Regions from separate parts of the Homo sapiens genome. Here region 2 is linked to region 1. Evidence: chromatin loops called from intact Hi-C (ENCODE). Cell type or tissue: CD14-positive monocyte. All regions are shown on one strand. Links, peaks and the distances in the headings refer to the core of each region. The heading gives the core; the rest is flanking DNA.

The links. Hi-C counts contacts between places; a loop is a spot of excess contacts. Peaks named below come from ENCODE experiments on the same cell type or tissue, not always from the same donor. Only the 100,000 strongest peaks of a DNase experiment are listed, where the experiment ranks them.
Region 2: it touches region 1 in a loop (2.0-fold over the local background); 1 of 110 quality-filtered maps calls a loop at or near these places.

What each region holds. Positions count from the first base shown.
Region 1 is chr10:23,460,415-23,468,754 of GRCh38, forward strand. No RefSeq gene overlaps it. Among named protein-coding and RNA genes, the nearest start is that of OTUD1, 26 kb to the left of the region's middle. In CD14-positive monocyte, for the core only: no CTCF peak of the experiment used is centred there; no DNase peak of the experiment used is centred there; H3K27me3 peaks cover 755 bases.
Region 2 is chr10:23,347,558-23,355,897 of GRCh38, forward strand. No RefSeq gene overlaps it. Among named protein-coding and RNA genes, the nearest start is that of C10orf67, 6.9 kb to the left of the region's middle. In CD14-positive monocyte, for the core only: no CTCF peak of the experiment used is centred there; a DNase peak (open chromatin) is centred at 4,544; H3K27me3 peaks cover 720 bases.

The DNA of each region.
Region 1 (8,340 bases), core at 222-8,221:
AATTTTTGTATTTTTAGTAGAGGTAGGGTTTCACCACGTTGGCAAGGCGGGTCTCGAACTCCTGACCTCAAGTGATCTGTCTCGGCCCAAAGTAGCTCACAGGTGTGAGCTACTGTGGCTGGCCAAGAATCTGCATTTCTAACAAACTTCCAGGTGCTGATCATGCTGTGAGTCCCAGGACCACACTTTGAGAACTGTTGTTATTTATTAATCCCAGAGAATGTTATCTTTCCTGTGGCTTTGCCATGCTGTTTGCCATGTATTGTTTGGTCCTACAGGGGAGGAAAAATGCTTTCTTCTACCATTATAGGTTCTTTGGCTGGTCTATAAATCAAGTTGACATAAAACAGATTAATGGTAGAAAAACAATTTTAATTACATACATATGTATGGGAGTCCCACAAAAATTAGACTCAAGGGGGTGGCCAGATGATTGAGATGCATAAATCATCCTGAGCTACAGAAAGAAATAAAAGTTTGGGGCATGAGGGTGGTGGAGACAAATTGTGGGAAGGTGAAGGGAGAAAATGTTTGGTGAACAAAGCCTGTCTTATTATGCAGATAAGTCTCTCAGGTGATCAAAGTTGCCTCAGCATAGCTCTCCTCCTGGTATAGATATTTTATAATTGTAAATGTCCTTTATTAAACCGGAAATTTATGGTTTATTTTATGTAGTTGAGTGGGAGGTAAAGAGCTTTTCCTGCATTTCTTGATTTTCAGTTTCTTTTAGCTCAAAATAATCAATCTACCAAAGTGGCATATTTTGGGTCAGCATGTTGTGAACCTCTTCATTTTCCATTGTTTTCACAATTATAATAAACTTCAGTGCTTCACCAGCTTTTCCTCATTTAATTCTCAGGATAATCCCATAAGGTAGGTGCTACATTGTTGTGACATATAAATGAGGAAGAGGAGAGTTTAAGTGACTAGCACACCATAGACCTCCCATATGTTTTTTTGAAGTATAGAAAGAATATTAGGTTTTAAATAATGGTATATTCAACATATGTTTTCCACCTCAACTTCCCAAAATACTTTCCAAAAAATGGTGGAAAAAAATCATAATCCCACAAGGACAAAAAAATGAGGAAAGAGATGACAATAATAAAATAAAATGTGGAAACTGGAAGGAGTGGCACACGACTTATTAATAGCAGACCAAAGGGCTGAAAAAGCCACCAGACTCAGGGAACAGCCAGAAGCAGCCTCGTTCTGCAGAATCCCAGAGACAGCAAAGAACTGGAAGCTCTTGGTTGCCCATGGTGGTGACAGTACACTTGAGGTTAATGGAATTTGGAGACATAGTTAAGCCCTTGGATGCCTTTGCCTAGGCTACACAGCAGGATGACAATAGCCTCCCTATTCTAGCAGAACCAGACAGACTCTGACCTTTTGGACTGTGTGTGTAGGGCTAAGGATGTGCTGCTGCACTGAAACTGGGCATTGAGTGAAAAAACTACATGCTGAAAGGTAAGGCCACATGCCCCAACACTTCTCCTTACTTAAGTCTGAGAATGCTGACGCCAGGTGACTCCTCTGTCTTCAGCAGATTTCTTTCTGGGGAAACAGATCAGACCAAGAGAAAAGACCACAGAGACTCTCAATTGGGATCCTCAGCAAAACAGCCACACCAGATCAATTAGAGTGAAGCCACCAATGGAGAAGCCCCCTGCCCCCGCACACAGTTTCCAATCAGCTTTTCAGTGCCCCTCTCTGAAATATCAGTGCCATGAATCATGAGGCATTTATATCATCTCTAAAACAAAAGAGAGACAAAAACCAATAAAAAAGAAACAGCTAGTGGACAGGAAAGAGAAAGGAAACAGAAAGAATACAGGGAATGGAAGAAAATCTAAAAAAAGAAAAAAGTAAACAAACCTCTAATTGACATCTTCAGAGAAACAAGAGAAGATCTTGGATCCTGGCGAATACAATTCTATTTTTAAAAATGAATTCCGTAAATTAAAAATAGCATAGCTGAAGTTAAATATTCAGTAGAAGGTTGGAAGATAAAGTGGAGGAAATCTCTCAGAAAGTGGAATAAGAAACAAGGAATGGAAAATAGAGACAAAATAAGAAAATGAGGAGATTAATCTGGGAAGTCCAGTTTGTGACTAAAGTGTTTCAGAGATAGAACATAGATATACTGGTTGAGGCCGGTCACAGTGGCTCATGCCTGTAATCCCAGCACTTTGGGAGGCTGAGGCTAGCAGATCACTTGAGGCCAGGAGTTTGAGACCAGCATAGCCAACGTGACAAAACCCCATCTCTACTAAAAATACAAAAATTAGCTGGGCTTGGTGGTGCACACCTGTAATCCCAGCTACTCGGGAGGCTGAGGCAGGAGAATTGCTTGAACCCAGGAGGTAGAGGTTGCAGTGAGCAGAGATTGCATCACTGCACTCCAGCCTGGGTGAAACCGTGTCTCTAAAAAAAAAAAAAAAAAAAAAAAATTGGTTGAGAGGAAGGATTGGGCAAAAGATTTCTGAGAGCTCAATGACAGTCATCTTCAGATTGTAAGGTCCCACAGAATGTCCACAAGGCCATCTTGTGCAGTCATCCAAGTTGTATCTATGGACTAAGATGGGAATAGGGCTCCCTAAAGTGATGCAGTGCACAACCTACACAACTGGATGTGGCAGCCCAAGGAATGCAAAAAGACTCATGCTTTCAACTAGGAATTTTAGAGTACTAGGGATAGAAAAAATAGTCTCAAAGCTTTCAGAGAGGAAAAATAAGTCATATCCAGAACCTTAAGAAAAACAATGGCATCAGACTTCTCAACAGAAACATTATAGCCAGAAGACCATGGAACAATCCTTTGCAAAATGTTCAGGGAAAATGATTTATAATCCTTGATTCTATACCCAGCTATCTCCCTTGGTACTCTTAATTGTAAACAGCAGAATCCATGCAGTTAGTTTAAGCAGATAGGAAATTTATTGATCTCGGACTTCTTAGGTTGTTCATGGACTTTTCTTTTTTTTCTTTTCTAACGTATAGGAAAAATTTAACCAGGTTGGTGAGTACTAGTGAAAAAATAATGAATAGCAAAAATGAATAAAGCCCTCATTCACCCTGGGGGTTATTTTCTTCGAATTTGAAATAATCGTTAGTAAGAAAATTTCTTATAGTAATCTGTGATAAATACATTTTAAACTGTAAGCTTTGTAAAAAAATTATGTTAAAAATGTTGGCTTGAGGCTGGGTGCCATGGCTCACATCTGTAATCTCAGGATTTTGGGAGGCCGTGGTAGGAAGATTGCTTGAGGCCAGGAGTTTGAAACCAGCTGGGGCAACCAGCAAGACTCTACAAAAAATAAAAAGTAAAAAAATTAGCCAGGTGTGGTGGCATGTGCCTGTAATCCTAGCTACTTGAGAGGCTGAGGCAGGAGGGTTGCTTGAGCCCAGGAATTGGAGGCTATAGTGAACTATGATCACACCAATGCACTCCAGTCTAGGCAACAAAGCAAGACCCTGTCTCTAAAAATTAATTTAAAAAAAAAATTGACTTGAGTAAAAAGTTTGAGTCAGCACACAATTCCGTTAGGTACCAATAGTTTAAATTCACTAAATTGAATTTGGGAGGAAAGAAAAGCCTCTCTTAATCTACTCTATATACCTTATCAAGTTTTCTTTAAATTTCAGCATATCAACATTTAAACATAATAGAGAATGGATTTTGGAGAAAGAGAAATTACAACATTGTGAAAGTTAACTTACACAGTTTTACACGTAACTCTTTGCACCGAGGGCATTTTATCCCTATATGAGAGAGTACTATTTTTGAAGTCTTTGCCTCAGTTTTTATGAACTACTTAATTTATGCCCGTTTCTTGTGGCCTATAAAATATATTTCATCCTTTTATTTCTTTGCCTTTTTTTTTAAGAGTTAGCCATATTAGGCTTTAGTTTGTTTGTTTGTTTGTTTTTTGAAGACCTTCCCTTACACAGTAACTATTTTTTTAAAAATCTCCTTAAATAATGGTAAGATTTATTTTCTTTGTGTGTGTTTTTTTTTTTTTTTTTGTATGTGTGTGTGTGTGTGTGTGTGTGTTTTTTATTGAGACAGAGTCTCACTCTGTCACCCAGGCTGGAGTGCAGTGGTGCAATCTCAGCTCACTACAACCTCTGCCTCCTGGGTTCAAATGATTCTTGTGTCTCAGCCTCCTGAGTAGCTGCGATTTCAGGCGCGTTCCACCATACCTGGCTAATTTTTGTATTTTTAGTAGAGACGGGATTTCGCCATGTTGGCCAGGCTGGTTGCTTCGGCCTTCCAAAGTGCTGGGATTACAGGTGTGAGCCACTGCATCCAGCCAAGATTTATTTTCAAATCAGAGGATTTTCAACTTGAAAATAAGCCATTGCCAAAGGTATCTATGAGCTGAGCCTGATATCTAAACTTTTCTTTTTCTTTTCTTTTTTTTTTTTTTTTTTTGCTTTTTGCTATCTCAAAGTCATCAGAATGAAGGATTTTTCCTTTTAATGATGCATTTCCTGGGCTGATTAGAGTGTGGTGAAGCTCTGTGACTCTCCGTTGATACAATAGAACACATTAATGTAAATTTGCCTCATTGTTCTGTATGTGTTTGCTGATTCTGTGCACTTGAACCATTCAGATTATATTGATAAGAATATTATATTTTGAAGGTAGGGAATTAAATGATCGTTTCTAATTATGTTAAAATATGTAAGCATTTGGATTTACTTTCGGTGTACATTAAAAATCTCTGAGGTTGAACATGGTGGCCCACGCCTGTAATCTCAGCGCTTTGGGAGGCCAAGCTGGGGAGATTGTTTGAAGCCAGGCATTTGGGACAAGCCTGGGCAAGATAGTGAGACCTCGTTTCCACAAAAAATAAAAATAAATTGCCAGGTGTGATGGCACCCGCCTGTAGTCCCAGCTACTTGGGAGGCTGAAGTGGGAGGACTGCTTGAGCCCAGGAGTTCAAGGTTGCAATTAACTATGATTGCATCACTGCACTCCAGCCTGGGCAACAGAGTGAGACCCTGTCTCAAAAAAAGAAAAAAATCTCTGGGAAACAGGACTATTTTTTTTTTTCATTTGCCTTTGAGAGATAATCTAGCTGACTGATAATACATGTGAACTTGGAGTTTCAGACTGATTGAGACACGGTAAGATTTGGGCTAGCCTTATAAACAAAATGGGAACAAAGGAAATTATGGATGACACCTCTTACCGGATCATGAAAATATATCATGGTTTGATTGAGAGCTCAGTGTGAGCCTTTAGCATGATTTGGAGAGTCTGCTTCTAGAATCTGGAAAACTCTTTCACATGCCTGACCAGTGTAAATAAGTATTTGTTAAGTAAGTGACAGGTAAAATAAATAAATAAATAAATCTAGAAAAATAGTCTATGTTTTCAAAGTAATTATATATTTTCCCTTAAAATCTTTGACTTTTCTAAATGTAAGTTTAAGTAACACTCTTACGTTATTCTTGGATTTGCCCAAGTAGAATTAAAGGCTTTATCTGCAGTCTATTTTTGTATCATGATAATTTATCCATTGGAAGCAAGTTTGACATTGTGAAGATGAAGCAGTTATCTTCTAATGAGGGTTCCCAGAATAGAATCAGCATATTAATAAGCCTGCCTGTCATTTACCTGAAATCCATTAACTGCTTAATGTTTGTCAACTATTCATAGATCATGCCTGATTAATTACTGACTGTTGACTTCATTAGGCATTGTTAGTAGATCAAAGGGGTAGTAAGCCTAACAAAATAATAAGCAATGGTTGGTCACTTAAATCCCAAAAGCAGATTTTTATCTACTGATTGACTGATTGATTGAGACAAGGTCTTACTCTGTTGCCTAGGCTGGAGTTTAGTGGTGCAGTCATAGCTCACTGTAAGCTTGAACTCCTGGTCTCAAGCAATCCCCCCACCTCAGCCTCCTGAGTAGCTGAGACTACAGTTCACACCACCATGCCCAGCTAATTCTTTATTTTAATTTTTATTAGAGATGAGGTCTTGCTGTGTTGCCCAGGCTGGTCTTGATTCCTAGGCTCAAGGGATCTTCCTGCCTCCTCCCAAAGTTGCTGGGATTATAGACATGAGCCACTGCACTTGGCCTAAAAGCAGATTTTTTAAAATCTACCCATTTGCACACTGACCAAAAGCAGGTTCTTTTAAAAATACCTTTTGTATGAATTTAAGAGAATCTCTAATTCATATAATTATTAACTAACAATCAAATCTGTTATTACCGGAACAGCTACTACTGCTTGATTGAGTTTAATAGGAATCAGTCAACTGATGATCCTCTGTACAAATACCTCTCTTCTAGCTATTTTGAAATATATAACTAGTATATTTAGCATATACTAGTTGGCTAATTATTATAGATATAATTGTAGGGTTTTGTCTTATTAGTTGTCAGTCAACCAAGGAAGAAAAAGTAAGAGTCTTTTACAAAAAGCCTATGGGAGTGGGTAGGATGAAGCTGAACTTTCTTTTTTTGAACACAGCCGATATAGAGCTCCATAAGAAACATGTTTGCCTGTATCAGTTACCAATTAGTTGCCATCCAGATGAATACACAATGTGATACATTTGTTACATTTTAGCAATATGGTTTTTGTGAAGCCAGTATGTATCTTAAACATTAAGAAAGGCATTATTCATTTATTAATTGATACGGTTTGGCTGTGTCCCCACCCAAATCTCATCTTGAACTGTAGCTCCCATAATCCCTGAGTGTCATGGGAGGGATCTGGTGGGAGGTAATTGAATCATAGGGGCAGGTTTTTCCCCATGCTGTTCTCATGAGGAAGTCTCATGAGATCTGGTGGTTTTATAAAGGGCAGTTCCCCTGCACACACCCTCTTGCCTACTGCCATATAAGACGTATACTTGCTCTTCATTCACTTTCTACCATGATTGTGAGGCCTCCCCAGCCAATTGGAAATGTGAGTCTATGAAATCTCTTTCCTTTATAAATTACCCGATCTCGGGTATGTCTTTATTAGCAGCATGAGAACCAGACAAACACATCCATTCAACAAATATTTATGTGCTGAGGTATTAGGTGAAGTTGGAGATGTGGGCAGGGGCCAGGTTCTGTAGGGTCCTATAGGTCATGACAAGGAGTTTGGACATTATTGTTATCAAACTTGGTGAAGTGTCTTAAATAAACAAATAAAACATTTGTTTTGCTGTCTAAAAATATCACCGTGCTGGGCCAGGAATATGCTGCAGTAAGGCAAGAGTTAAGGGGTTATTGCAATAGTCAGGGCAAGAAAGAATGGTGGCTTGAATCAGGGTAAATGTGGTGGCAAGGGAGAAAAGTCAGCAGGTTCAGGTTGTGTAGGTTGAGAAACTAGCAGCTGAGTGAACAGAGAACCTGAACTCCATCTGATACCTACATGTGTTTTTCTTAGATGAAAGACAATGTTATAATGACTGCTAAGGTAGAGAACACACATTTATATACCCCTTTTAAAAACTGTTACTTTATAACGTTTGTACATATTTATGGGGTGCATGTGATATTTTGTTACATGCGTAGATTGTGTAATGACTAAGTCAGGGTATTTGTGGTGTTCATCGATGATAAATACTTTGAGTATTTATCAGTTCTATGTGTTGGGAACATTTCAAGTCCTCTCTTCTAGCTATTTTGAAATATGTAATACATTGTTGTTAACTACAGTCACGCTACTCTGCTACTGAACACTAGAACTTATTCCTTCCACCTAACTGCATTTACCTTTTTAAAAATGTTTACCTGAAATTTTGGAAATGGTCTACAAATCAGTGCCATTTCATCCATTCTATAGTGAAATTACTGAACAGAGGAATACTATTGGATATGCAAGACAGATAAGAGAATGTATAGACCTATTGAATATTAAGCAAAGGTACCCTGACATAACTTTATTAAGTTCCAAGTGAGTAATTTTCAATGTATAGCACAAGGAAAAGCTTTCCCTGTGTTGAATGATCTAATTGTTGGGAAGAATACAGCTCCTATGTCCCTGGAGTCAATTTTCTACTGCACGGAGATGCACCGAGCAAGGAGGTTGCACAGGGTATGAAATCTCCAGGAACAAATGAAGCTGAGATCGCCTAAGCAGCAGTCCTATATTCCAGAGATACCACTGAATGATTTATGATTCTGATATAAGAAATCTGAAAAGTCAATTTGGTTGAGGAGGTTTTTGATTTGGAAGCTTCAAGAGATGATTTAATGAGGTTGGTTTGGCAAGGGAGAGAATCCCTCAGGTATTTTTATGTCATTTCTACCAAGAGCTTCATATAGCCAGTACAAAGAAGCACTCCCTATCTCCTGTACACATGATTTTCTTTCCTTTT
Region 2 (8,340 bases), core at 232-8,231, 110 kb before region 1:
GTGAGACAGCATATCCACTCTGTGAAAGTCTATCAATAAGCATTTGTCAGCCGACTAAAGCTGAAAACCAAGATGACAAGCCCAGTAGGGGGTTTGGGGCAGGCGCAACTGTGGATGTGGAATTTGGATCCTTGCCGCCAAATGTCCTTGAGCACTGGAGTAAAGGATTTCCTCTATTTGGAGCTAAGTTTAGATCATCACTGTTTAAAAGAGAGCAGGCCCGCGTGTGGCTCACGCCTGTAATCCCAGCACTTTGGAAGGCCAAGGTGGGCGGAGCCCAGAAGCTAGAGGCCAGCTTGGGCAACATTGAGACTCTGTCTCTACAAAAAATTAAAAAGAGAGAAAGAAATAGTAGTGAACGTGAAGAAAATGGCAGGGGTGGGTTGGGCCTGTAATCCCAGCACTTTGGGAAGCCAAGGTGAGGATTGCTTGAGCTCAGGAGTTCAAGACTAGACTGGGCAACATAGGGAGACCCCATCTCTGCCAAAAAAAAAAAAAAAATTTTTTTTTCAAATTAGCCAAGAACCCAGAGTCCCAGCTACCCAAGAGGGTGCAGCAGGGGGATCACGTGAGCTTGGGAAGTCAAGGATAGAGTGAGCTGTGTTCGTGCCATCATATTGTAGCCTAGATGACAGAGCAAGAGTCCATCTCAAATAAATAAATAAATACATAAATAAATGGTAGGGCTTAGCTGTCTGCAGAAGTGAGCCCACCTGAGAGAGAATTTGTAAACTTACTGCTGAGGGAAGTTTGGGCGATCTCCAGTCTGTTCAAATGACCAGAGTGGATCCTAGTGCCTAGAACATAACCTAGGAAAACTGTCACCCACATATTGGAATTTAGGGTGAGGCGGTTCAGGACAAGTCAAAGTCTGGAGAGTAATACAAGGGCAGTCACCATATTTCATGCCGTCTAAGATTGCATCCTTTAGGATGTGTCTTTATTTTCTGTGCCACTTAGAAAAAAACACTTGCCAACTATGATTATACCTTGACACACCATGGGCTATATGATACACTACAATTTCAAGGATATACCAAAATGATACACCAAAATTTTATGTTAGAAATGTGAAAAACTGTCCAGGCACAGTGGCTCACACTGTAATCCCAGCACTTTGGGAGGCCCAGGTGGGCAGATTACCTGAGGCCAGGAGTTTGAGACCAGCCTGGCCAACATAGCAAAACCCCATCTCTACTAAAAATACAAAAATTATCCAGGTGTGGTGGCATGCACCTGTTATCCCAGCTACTTGGGATGCTGAAGCAGGAGAATCACTTGAACCTGGGAGGCAGAGGTTGCAGTGAGCTGAGATTGCACCACTGCACTCCAGCCTGGGCGACAGAGACTCTGTAGGCAACCCCCCCTCCCCCGTCAAAAAAAAGTGAAAAACTGTATATCTTAGAATCAGTGAATAAGGTAGTTAATAAGAATTTATCAGGCAGAGATCCTTCCTGGGGCCCCATTTAATCAGACCCTAGAAGGATCTACTCTCTTGAGAAGCAGGACATTCGTGAGGTTTTTCCACAATAACTTGGATAAAGTGCCCGTAGGACCATCTGGTTCTCTCTGTTCTTTTTCTAGTGTCACAGGGCAACATGCAAATAACTAATTCATGTTCTTGGGTACATAGATGCCAAGAAAGTCTTGATCTAGACAGCAAATGTGATTTTGGCTAGTGTGAATGTTCCCCTGTAGTCTCACCTGAATAAACTGATAAAATACAGTGTTTAGAGCTGTCTACATGAGGACTAGACTCAGAGTCAAGGCATCCCCACAAGGTACCACCAAGTCACACTTTACCAGGCAGTCAGCATGGCTCTCTTATTAACACTTCTGCATCTGCGATATTAAGCGCCCTTTATCATCCTGCAGCTTCAAACTCTGTCTCAGAAATGTAGTACTAAAATTCAAATTTAGCAATTTTGAGAACTAGAGAGGAATGTTAGACATAGAATACGGTAGTGTGAAACCCAAGTTTGTTATTGTTACCATGTCTGTTAATCTACCTGGGCATTCTTCAGTCTACACTAAAAGGTATTACACGTCTGTTACGTAGATTATGCTATAACCAACGTGCCAATCAGGAATGTATGGTTCTGAGATGGCCCATTCACTGTTGCTAGAATCAGGAAGCCCGCATTATAAAAAGGACTACACCAAGCTCTGCTGTGAATTGAATATTGATGAACAAGCTGCCCTGTGCTAATTAATTTACTGACTGTCAGAAATGGGTTTTTATTGGTGAATGTAGTGGCCTATTGACTGGCACAATAAATGTTAGAATTGGGCTTGCATTCGTGAATTTAAAGATGTTCAAGAGGCTGGGTGTGGTGGCTCATGCCTGTAATTTCAGCACCTTGGGAGGCCAAGGCAGGCAGATGGCTTGAGCTCAGGAGTTCGAGACCAGCCTGGGAAACACAGCAAAACCCTTTCAGCCTCCACAGAAAACACAAAAACTACCAGGTGTGATGGTGTGCACCTGTAGTCCTAGGTACTGAGGAGGCTAAGGTGGGAGGACACTTTGAGCCCAGGAGGTTGAGGCTGCAGTGAGCTGTGATCAAGCCACTGAACTCCAGCTTGGGTGACAGAGCAAGACCCTATTTTGAAAAAAAAAAAAAATTTGTTTTAAAAAAGATGTTTAACAAATGTGGGTGAGCTAAAATAGTTCAGAGAGCAGCCCACCCTTGCAAGAACAGGATTACCCCCAATTTAGAAATGAGAAAGTGGAGACACAGGAGGTTGATTTACTTGCCCAAGTTCATACAGTTTGCAAGGGGTAAAAGCAGGCTTTGAGCACAGACAATTCTGCTCCAGAGCCTCCATACTTAATTATTTTGCCTTCTTGTCTCACCAAACTGTCATGAGGAGCAAATTATTTCAGTTCTTCTGACAATGTTAGTTTTGTTGATGGCTGAAGAAGTATCTCTAAAGCTTTCAAACACACATTAGCAATTTAATTATGAATCTGTGCTGCTGGGTTGCTGCAGAAAATCAAATACATTAACACACTGTCTAGCCGGAGTTTAGTCATCTTGGAAATTCATCTTCGTGCAATATTTGTGAGAGTAAAAATTTGGCAAAAAGATGGGCACCCATAGAGTCTACAGAGTTCATGCCTAAAACTTATTTGCTTTACTTCTAGGAAGTCTTCTTAACCTCTTATTCAGGCCCTATATCTTTTTCAGTATGTTCAATTCCCACAGAATGTGAGGTTGGCTTTCCTTTTTTTTTCTTCTTCTTCTTCTTCTTCTTCTTCTTCTTCTTCTTCTTCTTCTTCTTCTTCTTCTTCTTCTTCTTCTTCTTCTTCCTTCCTCTTCTTCCTCTTCCTCTTCTTCTTCTTCTTCTTCCTCTTCTTCTTCTTCCTCTTCTTCTTCTTCTTCCTCTTCTTCTTCTTCTTCTTCCTCCTCCTCCTCTTCTTCTCCTCCTCCTCCTCCCCCTTCTCCTCCTCCTCCTTCTTAACTTTCTACAGTTAAAGTGGGGAGTTGGGCTATTGTAGACAATCAGTCCATTGACAGCAATGAGAAGTAATGGGCTGGTCGCTGTGGTTCACACCTGTAATTTCAACACTTTGGGAGGCCAAGGTGGGAGGATTACTTGCAGCCAGGAGTTCATGATTAGCCTGGGCAACAGAGCAAGATCCTGTCATTTAAAAAAATGTAATGCACAAAGGCATTGAAAGACTATAGAAATCCAAAACTGAAATTTAAATAACACGAGAAGTCTAGACCATTGCAAGAAGCAAATAAACCTTTGTTTGTCACTGGCCCTGAGGACATCACTGTCTTTTACAGTGTTATTTAGTTATTTTAACTAAGGTTCATAATAATGACCATGACTCACTGACTACTTTTAATGTAACTAGGTTTAATATACTCTCTTAAAAAGGCAGGTATGTGCATGAAACAATTTAAAAATGTTATTTCAATTCTGAACTTTTAGTTATTTCTAGCTTGATTCCTTCTTTGGGGGGTGGTTTGATATAGCTGAAGTTACTTTTTCCATTGAACAAAAGTTCACATTTCTTCGTCATTGACATAGGACAGCTTTGGATTGTTGCAATGCCAAAGTTTTTGGAGCTGAAGGGACCTTCAAGATAGTATACTTTGCTGCGTGTGATGGCTCATGCCTGTAATTCCAGCACTTGGGGAGACTGAGGCAGGAGGATCACTTGAACCCAGGAGTTTAGACCAGCCAGGGCAACATAGTAAGACCTCATGTCTATTTTTTTTAAAGGGCTAGGCGTGGGGAAACTATGCCAGTAATCCCAACACATTAGGTTCATGCCTGTTATCCTAACACTTTGGGAGGCCAAGGCAGGAGGATGGCTTGAGGTCAGAAGTTCAAGACCAGCCTGGGCAACATAGTGAGACTGTCTCTACACATATTTTTTTGGGTAAAAGAAGAAAAAAAAAAGATAGTATATGTTATTCCTCTTGCTCAAGGATATATAGGTAGTTAGGCCATACCTAGATCTGGAATTTCTTTATCCTGAGGCCCATAATAGTGTATTAGTCATGATAGGCTATGTTATGTTGCAATAATAAACAATCTCAAATTGCAGTGACTCAACACAAGAAAAATTAGTTTCTCATTCACACTACAAGTCCCACAGAGTTGACAGTGAGTTCCACTCCACGCAACTACTCAGGGACCCAGATGATAGAAGCCTCATTCTCTTGTAGCAGCAGCAGTATCCAAAACACAAAACACAGACCTCTTGGGCCACTTTACCAAGGGAAGAAAAAAGAGTCAGGTACCGGAAATTAAATGCCTTGACCCCTTCCACTCTTCACTGATCAGAGTCCCATCGTTCCACCAAACAGCAAAGGGAACTGGAAAGTTTATTCTTCCAAGTGCTCAGGAAGGAGAAGGAAAATGACATAGCTGACCACTAGTAGTAACTAGGTAGTAATAGGACACACTACCAGTGTCCTATCAAGCCATACTTCTTAAACAACTTTGCAAATTCCAAGATAGTGATGATGATAATAAATGGTAATCATGATGATGATGATGATGATGATATCTGATATCTGTATAGGTTCTTAAGATTCAGAAAATGTTTCTATCTTATGCATTTTTAACTCAACTTTGTGCAATAATATTATCATCCCTTTTTCATAAGTGAAAATTAAGCTCAGAGAAAGTTCAGTTGAATGGAGTAATTTGCTCAGGATCCCACAAATGAGTCTCTGATGAATGCAATATTGAAAGTCTAGTCAGAGTTGAAGAGGACCCAAGCACAAAAGCAGGAAAGAAATCAAATCCAGAGACAGGACAGCAGGAGAAATCTATTCTTAGAATTCACTGCAAAACTGCAGCAACAAGTGCTTTTAAATATTTTTTTATTTTTTTTTAAACCGGGTCTCACTCTGTTGCTCAGGCTGGAGCACAGTGGCAGGATCACATCTCACTACAGCCTCAACCTCCTGGGCTCAAGCGATCCTTCCACTTCAACCTCCTGAGTAGCTGGGACTACAGGCATGCACCACCATGCCTGGATAATTTTTAAAATTTGTGTTGAGACTGGGTCTCACTATGTTGCCCAGGCTGGTCTTGAACTTCTGGATTCAAGCAATCCACCTGCCTCGACCTCCCAATGTGCCGGGATTACAGGCGTGAACTACTGCACCCGGCCAACAAGTACTTTAAAGCACAAGAATTAATATAAATAAAGAAAATAGTGGAAGTAGTTTCTAATTGTTACTTCCTCTCTTATAACCAAATGTACCCTTTTATTTCACAACAAAATATGGCTGGATACATAGCACAGATACTTAATATTTATTATATCGCTGCAAACATAATGTAAAAATCACGTTCCTAATAGAATGTATTAGTGATTATGTAATGACAGTATTAGATTTGAAATATTACATCTAGGCTAAAAATGTAAGGCTCATTTAAATTTAACTAAGAAATCAGCGATCCAGATGTGACAAAATAAATTACCATTATGAAATAAATTGGCCATCAGATATCGATGGGAGAACTCAACAATTAGGATTTTAGAAACAAAGGTAGCAAAATTAGAATGGCAGGCCCAATCACACAGTAAGTATTTAGCCTTGAGTTAGGTGCAGGAGGGAAGACAGAGGTAAGGTGTTGCTTTCTGGCATATTAATTGAGAAGACAAAACTAATGCATGGAAAATGACACTGTTTCATACAAAATAGTCTATAATAAAGTGCTGATTTGTAGCTTGAAAACTTCAAATGATGTCGGAAGCGTGAAGAAAGTTAAATTCTAAGAAAGAAAAGAGATCCCTAAGGAGGAATCTCCAGTGAGTATTTCATGGAAAAGCTGATGCAGAGCCAGGACATAAAGACTGAATATGCCAGGTGCCTTGGCTCATGCCTGTAAGTCCAGCGCTTTGGGAGGCCCAAAGCAGGAGGATCTCTTGAGGTCAGGATTTCAACACCAGCCTGGGTAACATGGTGAGACCCTGTCTCTACGAAATACAAAAAAATAGGCCAGCGTGATGGCACATACCTGTAGTCCTAGCTACTTGGGAGGCTGATGCAGGAGGATTGCATGAGCCCAGGATTTCAAGGCTGCAGTGAGCTATAATGGTGTCACTGCACTCCAGCCTGGGCAACAGAGCAAGACCCTGTCTCAAAAAAAAAAAAAAAGAAAAAGAAAAAGAAAAAGAAAAAGGGCTGCGTATAGTCTAGATAAATGAAAAGGAAAGGGGGTCGCACCATGGGAACAAAGGCTGGAAGTGTCGTTGTGTTCTTGGGAAAGTGCCCCACCACTGTTGGAGTGTGCCAGGTCGCACTGCTCTAAGTTGTATATGTGTAGATCTAAGCTGTGCTGAGAATGGACAGGAGAATAAAATCTCTACCACCTGTATCCATGCTAATATTTTTTTTTAAATCACAAGAAAATGTGAGGATGAATAATTAAGCCACTAGATTATGATTATCTTGAGGAAAAAGCCTTATGTATTTTTATATCACTGAAACGGGCACTGCATTTGGCCCCTCAAAAATGTGCTCAAAACTGTTGGGTTAATTAATATGGTTTTAAAATTTTGCTTCAAATAATAGAAAGAAGAGTTCACATGGGTTCCACAAACTTGACTCAAACTTGTTATTAATTTTTAAATAAAATATTATATTATTAATATTCTTTTTCTTAAATCACTAGGAAAGGTTCAGGCTATAATAGGAAGACTAATGCCAGGGTGGTTTGAACCACACACAAAGTGCTCAAGTAACAAAGGAACACGCTTCTTAGTTACTTTTGTTATACTCTTACCTGGGGAGAAAGTTCGAAGTAAGTCTGAACCATTGCCAACCCAAGAGAGGATTCCCTCATTCAGCTCAATTCTTCTTGAATAATTCATTGGCAAAGTCCCTTTTACCTGCAACAAGCCTGGACTAGAGTTTCTTGTTGTGTCTTAATGAATTTTAATTGCACCCCTACCTATCTTGGCGTCAACACTGTCTCATTTACTACTATATTGTTGATCCCTTTTCATAAGTCTTCAGACTCTAAAGCTTGATACGGTTTGTACTTTGGCTTGTTTTCTTTTGCTTTTATTTCTTTTCAAACTGCTTAGCTCAGTTAATAAGTTACTGAGACTAATGTGCCCAAGATCATGAGTTTGGCTTGTGACACCTTCTCTCCTCTGTGGCCACAGACTGCCCCTCTGATCCCATAACTCCCATCACCAAAATGTACTTATGTAATCATGCGTCTGGAGAGCTGGGATATTTGAGGGGATGGAGCATAACCACCGAATACTCCACCCCAAGGACTTGCCTCTCTGACAAAGGGACATTAGCCTTTAATTTGGTATGACGACAAACAGCAAGGTTCTAAGGCTCAATTTCCTCAATTTCTCCTCTTTATACAAAGGGGATAATGATTCATATGAAAGATTACGAAGACTATGTATAACCTCATAAAAGGAACACGCAAAATTACTTATGTCCTGTGAGTAAAAGCCATGTAAAAATGCCTGCAGTTATAATAGTCAAAGAATGAAAGGGAAAACAGAACATAAAAACAAAAAACCAAAAAACGATTATATTAGGGAGGTGGGATTATGAATGAACTCATTCTTTCCTTTAAATTTTCTCTTGGCCAGGCATGGTGGCTCACGCATGTAATCCCAGCACTTTGGGAGGCAGAGGTGGGTGAATTACTTGAGGCCAGGAGTTCGAAACCAGCCTGGCCAACATGGAGAAACCCTGTGTTTACTAAAAATACAAAAAATTACCTGGACATGGTGGCGCACAGCTATAATCCCAACTACTTGGGTGGCTGAGGCACAAGCCTGGGAGGCAGAGGTTGCAGTGACCTGAGATTGCACCAGTGTACTCCAGCCTG